Linked DNA regions of Homo sapiens: region 1 is linked to region 2. A link is an interaction called in ENCODE POLR2A ChIA-PET data of the cell type or tissue named here. Cell type or tissue: MCF 10A. All regions are shown on one strand. Links, peaks and the distances in the headings refer to the core of each region. The heading gives the core; the rest is flanking DNA. Region 1 holds the start of ATL1 (atlastin GTPase 1). Region 2 overlaps NIN (ninein).

What was found. ChIA-PET counts read pairs that join two places held together with the same protein. Peaks named below come from ENCODE experiments on the same cell type or tissue, not always from the same donor. Only the 100,000 strongest peaks of a DNase experiment are listed, where the experiment ranks them.
Region 1: POLR2A ChIA-PET joins it to region 2 with 23 read pairs; 3 of 35 experiments call an interaction of 5 or more read pairs at or near these places.

The regions. Positions count from the first base shown.
Region 1 is chr14:50,559,372-50,562,286 of GRCh38, forward strand. It overlaps ATL1 (atlastin GTPase 1), which reads left to right and starts at 774. Exons shown (of 14, transcript NM_015915.5): 1 at 774-928. The coding sequence starts at 895. It also overlaps a transcript of MAP4K5 not described here. RefSeq lists an enhancer at 868-1,367 and a silencer at 1,109-1,468. In MCF 10A, for the core only: no CTCF peak of the experiment used is centred there; a DNase peak (open chromatin) is centred at 1,170.
Region 2 is chr14:50,776,843-50,779,757 of GRCh38, forward strand. NIN (ninein) reads right to left here. Exons shown (of 31, transcript NM_020921.4): 6 at 1,923-1,962; 7 at 107-297. Among named protein-coding and RNA genes, the nearest start is that of NIN, 53 kb to the right of the region's middle. In MCF 10A, for the core only: a CTCF peak has its summit at 1,244 (motif pointing left); a DNase peak (open chromatin) is centred at 1,229.

The DNA of each region.
Region 1 (2,915 bases), core at 133-2,632, 220 kb before region 2:
AACTAAGTTTGTAGCAGAGAGAAAGCAGTGAAAAGGGAAAGATTGAAAGTATTTTTATTTTTTTTCTTTTCCTTTCAAAATTGTCTGCAACCTTTATGGCTGCCAGGGCCCACCCATACCCAGACTATGTAGTATGATTTCAGCTCAAATAATTGCTATTGGACTATAGGTCTGGACCTTATCTTTGCAAATCTAGTGGGAAATTTTACCCAGTGGATATTGAGTTACAGATCGTAATGAATCTACAGCTTTCATTTATCTTGATCTTCTTGATATAAATTTTGCTATTCTAATTTTAAGACAAACTACTCAGTATACATATACAAAAATGCATGATACCCTCTTTACTAACATGACCTTGCTTTTAAAATGGAAAAAAAAATGGGTGCCTCGTAGATAAATGCACATTATTTTAGCTACTTTGGCTATATAAATGTTGCCAGCTTGTTTGTACTAATGTATAACCGTGCTTGAAACAGGTATTTGAACATCCAGAATCATGCAGTATATCGGTTTGTGTATTTCTGATAACGCTGTTAAATTCTTTGAGAGTGTGTTCGAGGGGGGTGCTGTTTATTTGTTTGTGTTTTCCGTTGAAAATGTTGCGGTACGTGGTCTATCACTGTCTTCACGGTCTGGGGGTGGACTGAGGTAGGGAGGGTGTGACGCTGGTATCTGTGTGAACTCGGGCTTGTGATGCTGAGCTTGGTTCATCTGCTTTCTCCTCCCTTTTCCTCCCCACTCCTTCCCACCAGCGCCACAGCAACATCCTCAGAGTCTGAGCGAACTGCGCCCAGCGCGGGCACGGAGCCTCCCACCGCCAGCAACCTGCGGCCCCGGAGAAGGCAGCGAGCGCAGTGACAGCGCCTCACCGCCACCAGCTCCTGGACCACCATGGCCAAGAACCGCAGGGACAGAAACAGTTGGGGTGAGTAGCAAATGAGAACTTCTGCAGCCTGCACGGGGTCTTCTGGCCCTCCACTTTCTGCTTCTGTGGAGACAGGGAGGGCCAAGGGCTGCTAGGTGCCTGCGTCCACGGCTGGGAGACGGGCCGTAGCCGAGCCGCTCCCTGTTTGGGCGGAGGAACCATGGCCGAGCGGTACCCGCGTCACCGAATCGCGCTGTCGGGGTGAGGGCTGCAGCTTCGCGCAGGCCGGGCCTCCAGCTCCTTCTTCCCCACCCCCCTCCCGCCTCCTCCCAGCATTTGGACAGCACCCACCAGGCGCCTCCGGGGACTTGTGGGTTCCGCCTTAGCGATCGGTTGGGAGGAAGGCTATGGGGGTGGGCAGGGGGCTGTTGTTACTCGGCCCCAGAGGGGCGAGGGGTCGGGGATCTAGAGCAGGCCAAGCCCCAACCCCCCTCCCCGGGAGCCGCCAACTCGCTGGCTCTGCAGGGCGCGGGCTCCCGGCGGCGGGCGGCGGGCGGCGCGCTGGAACAATGAGGCGGAGCGCGCCGGGTCCCGGACGGACGGTAGCAGACCGAGCAACTGGGAGAAGGGCCACCCTCTTGGGAATTCCTGAGCACTGCAGTACTCCTCTTAATTTGGGGGTTGGGTGGGGGAATTGGGGAAGAAGGAGAGCAAAGTTGTGGTTTCCAGCCTTCTGCCCCACCCCGACGTGGTACCCCATTCAGACCAGCCCCAAGGGTGGCTTTGTTCTTTGATTTTACCTTTTGGAGACATTGGGCTCATGATTCAGCACCAGGCCGAGGGGAGGGGAAAGGAGAGGCGAGACCCAGTATGTTCACACCGCGAGTGGGTGGGCGGTGCTCACGCAGGCGGAGAAGAACGGGCGCAGCGATGCGGAAGAAATCGCGGCCCCGCCCGCCTTGCTGCTCCAGACCTAGTTCTGGACGGTTAGTGTGGGCAGGCTGGGCGTCTTTTTGTCGTAGGTTCCCGATTTCTTGCAGTCACAGTGCTAAACTCACCAGCATCTTAGGAACGAAAGCCCTCTAAGGCATTTATTTTATTATCTGAACCAGAGAATGTCTCAGGCTACTGTGGCTTGGTGGGTAAATAAATATTTTGTTCATCAGCTTGTTATTTAGAAATTGTTATTTGGAAATAACAGTTGTTATTATTTGAAAAGTTCAGAGCTGCTTGATTCTGTTCCACATCTCAGTGAGAGCTCTTCTATAACTGTTTATTTGAGCGAGAGGCACAAATGTAAATTTTAATTGGTTATTTCAGTTTACTTTAATCAAAAGACCGTGTATCTCCTTGCCTCTGATTGTTCTAATGGTCACAGGATACGGTAGACAAGGTTTACATTTGGGAGATTATCCAAGGTTTGTGGTAGGCATGGAGAGTTGGAGCGGGGAGGTCTGTCATGACTTAGCTGAGTTTAAGAGAAAGTGGTTCCATTTTCTGAGATCATGAAACTTCAGTTTTAACAGACCTACCTGACTATTGCAATAAGTTTTATTTCCTTCTTCTGAAATTTAAGTAAGCATTTGCAGTGTATCCCCTTTCCACCCGTTCTCTTGGCCTCTAGAATAGGAATTTATTGAACACACACAATTAGGGTGCGTATATTCAAGTCACTTTTGGTCTCAGTCTCCATGAATTGTTGTCTCCACCCTGTTAACAGAAGCATGTGAAAATGTATTCTGAGGATTAAAATTTTTCTCCTTTATGAAGCTTTGGATCATTATTGCGCAGAATTTCCTTTGGCTATAAACTTTTTTTTTTTTGAGATGGAGTCTTGCTCTGTCGCCTAGGCTGGAGTGCAGTGGTGCCTTCTGGGCTCACTGCAAGCTCCACCTCCCGGGTTCACGCCATTCTCCTGCCTCAACCTCCCGAGCAGCTGGGACTACAGGCGCCTGCCACCGTGCCCGGCTAATTTTTTGTATTTTTAGTAGAGACAGAGTTTCACCATGTTAGCCAGGATGGTTTCGATCTCCTGACCTCGTGATCC
Region 2 (2,915 bases), core at 266-2,765:
ATGGAGCCTAACAAGCTGCAGAGAGCCACACTACAGCTGTTCCTAGCATGTGGTCAACTACACTTTTACCATCATTATCATTCCTGAATTATACTGCGAGGCTTACCTCTCCATCCACATTCTGTAAACCATACTGCTCACAGATGGAGACCAGCTTCTTCCGGTTCAGGTGACCATCACGGGTGATCCCCAAATCTTCACAAACTTCTTGCAGTTTCTCTTCTATCCAGTCTTGGGGAGGGGAAGATCCACTCTGTGAAGCATTCAAGTCATCTGGGTTCCAAAACCTTAACTGGCCTGAGAGAGAAGCATATGTTGCACGGTTTCCAAAGGAATTGCAAAGAGAGAGTGCCTATTCTTAAAGAAAACTGTGCTTTTTGAAAATAAATACTGTAAGAAAAAGGCAATAAATGTCAATTCCATTTTGATTTGGTCCTGAAGCTCCCATGAAACAGAATCAATGGTTCTAAGGCTGCAACTAGAGTAAATGGGTACTTTTTGGCTCCCTGACAGTCATACCGGTGTAATAAATATAATCTCCTGTGCAATACTGCAAAGTTCTAGGCTTGTTTTATTTCAGCTGAGCACATCACAAGCTTAGGCTATAGTGATCATAGAGAAAGAAGGCTGGTTGAGGGCCATTATCGAGAACTCTGTAAGCTCTATCTCAACTATAGCTACCAGAATGTATTACCTCCACTTTCTTTCCAGCCTAAGTACTACAGCATCTTTTACTGAAAAGAAAATAATTTCATGATAAAAGTCTCAACATTAGCCTGTTCCCAAATCCTTACATATGAATATTCTGACATACAGAAACCAACAGTCCAACTGAAATTAAAAAAAAAAAATCAATGGTTGCAAGCTATAAGTTCCCAGTTATCTATACATTAAATTTCATTTGAAGACTTAAGGATCAAACTACTTATTTAAAAATCAAAACTTCTTATTTATTCTCTATTAAAAGCCCTCACTTCTAAATTTTGCTTTACACATTAGAGATTCTGTAAAGTCATTACTTAAACATGAGATAATTACTGGCACAATTTTGTGTGCTTGGAAGAACCTCAGAGGGTTGAAAGCAGTATTTAGTGCTACTCCCACTCTTTAGTGACAGGAATTAAGCCCATTACTGCTGTGGCGTTTCAACCTAGAGAACAGGTTGTAATTACACTTAAGTACAGTTAATCCACAGAGGGCTGTGAAGTGGGCTGAGGTTCTGTTAGCTGAACCACAGTGCCATCTGGTGGCCAGAGGATCAACGTGTTCTGATGCTTCTTAAATACATTTGAAACTTGTCAAGGGATGCATTTTTAAATTAATTAATTAATTTATATTGTTATTTTTATTTTTTGAGACAGAGTCTCTTCTGTTATCCAAGCAGGAGTGCAGTGGCACAATCACGGCTCACTACAGCCTCCAACTCTCGGGCTTAATGGATTCTCCCACCTCAGCCTTCTGAGTAGCTGGGACGACAGGCATGTGCTACCACACCTGGCTATTTTTAGTAGAGACGGGGTATGCCATGTTGCCCAGGCTGGTCATGAACTACTGCGTTCCAGTAATCCTCCTGCCTTGGCCTCCCAAAGTGCTGGGATTACAGGCGTGAGCCACTGTACCTGGCCAAGGGATGCACTTTAATAGGTCACTATTTAAGACTGTTAGAAAATTAATCTGAAAGTCTGTATAAGAGAGAAATTAGCCCGTAAGTAAAATTATATATCTTAGTTACCATCTCTTGCATGATACTAAATGCTAGGATTTTAAAACTAAAAGCTATCAATTGGGAATAAATTTTTTGTTGCTGTTGTTCTTAATGTTAATTCCCCTGGCCTGCAGCATAAGAGATCAGAAAGACCGGGTGTGGAGAGCACCCGGCGGCCCTTCCCTTCCAGGCACGTCCTGACACACTCGGCTCTTACCTTCCGCTTCATACTCCTCACTGCGTTGCGTCTTCCAGTGCTAGAGAAGGCAAGAGAAGATTAGTGTGCTTTAGAACTTATTCAGAAAGAACTATCCTAGCTTTTCCTAGAGCAGATCACTCTCTGGCTCTGAAATCATCATCTAAGTGAGTCACATAATTTCAGGACTCTCTAGTGTATCCATCTAGATGAGTTCTCTTCAGTTAACCAGCCAATCAGGACGAGACTCCTAAGAAACACCACACAGCCTTCTGCAGCATTTCACCAAGGATTTGTCCTCATTTGCTAGGTCACTTATTCAACAGCAAAACCTATCACAACCAATTAAACCCAGCCAAAGCAAATATCCAGTATCCATCAACCAACAAGTATCTGTACACATGCATTTATGAATTTATTCTTCAATAAATGTGTACTGAGTGCTTCTCTTTGTGCTAGGTACTGTGCTAGGTCTTGGTAATACAACCATGAACAACCATGAACAGGACAAACATATTTCCTGCCCCAAGAAGTTTATATGCTAATGAAGACATGCAGACAAGAAAACAGGAAATACAACAGGGTAGTATTTTAAGTGCTATGACAAGGAAGTTCAGGATGCTATGTTGCTATGCAGATGGGATACTTTAGACTTGTTAGATCGGGAAGAAGCAATGTCTAAACTGAGACCTGAAGGATAAACTGCAGAGAGCCAAATGAAAAGAAGGGGGCAGGCTGGGCACAGTGGCTTGCGCCTGTAATCCCAGCACTTTGGGAGGCCGAGGTGGGCGGATCACGAGGTCAGGAGATCGAGACCATCCTGGCCAACACAATGAAACCCCATCTCTACCAAAAATACAAAAAATTAGCCAGGCGAGGTGGCGGGTGCCTGTAGTCCCAGCTACTCGGGAGGCTGAGGCAGGAGAATGGCGTGAACCCGGGAGGCGGAGCTTGCAGTAAGCCGAGATCGCGCCACTGCACTCCAGCCTGGGCAACAGAGCGAGACTCCGTCTC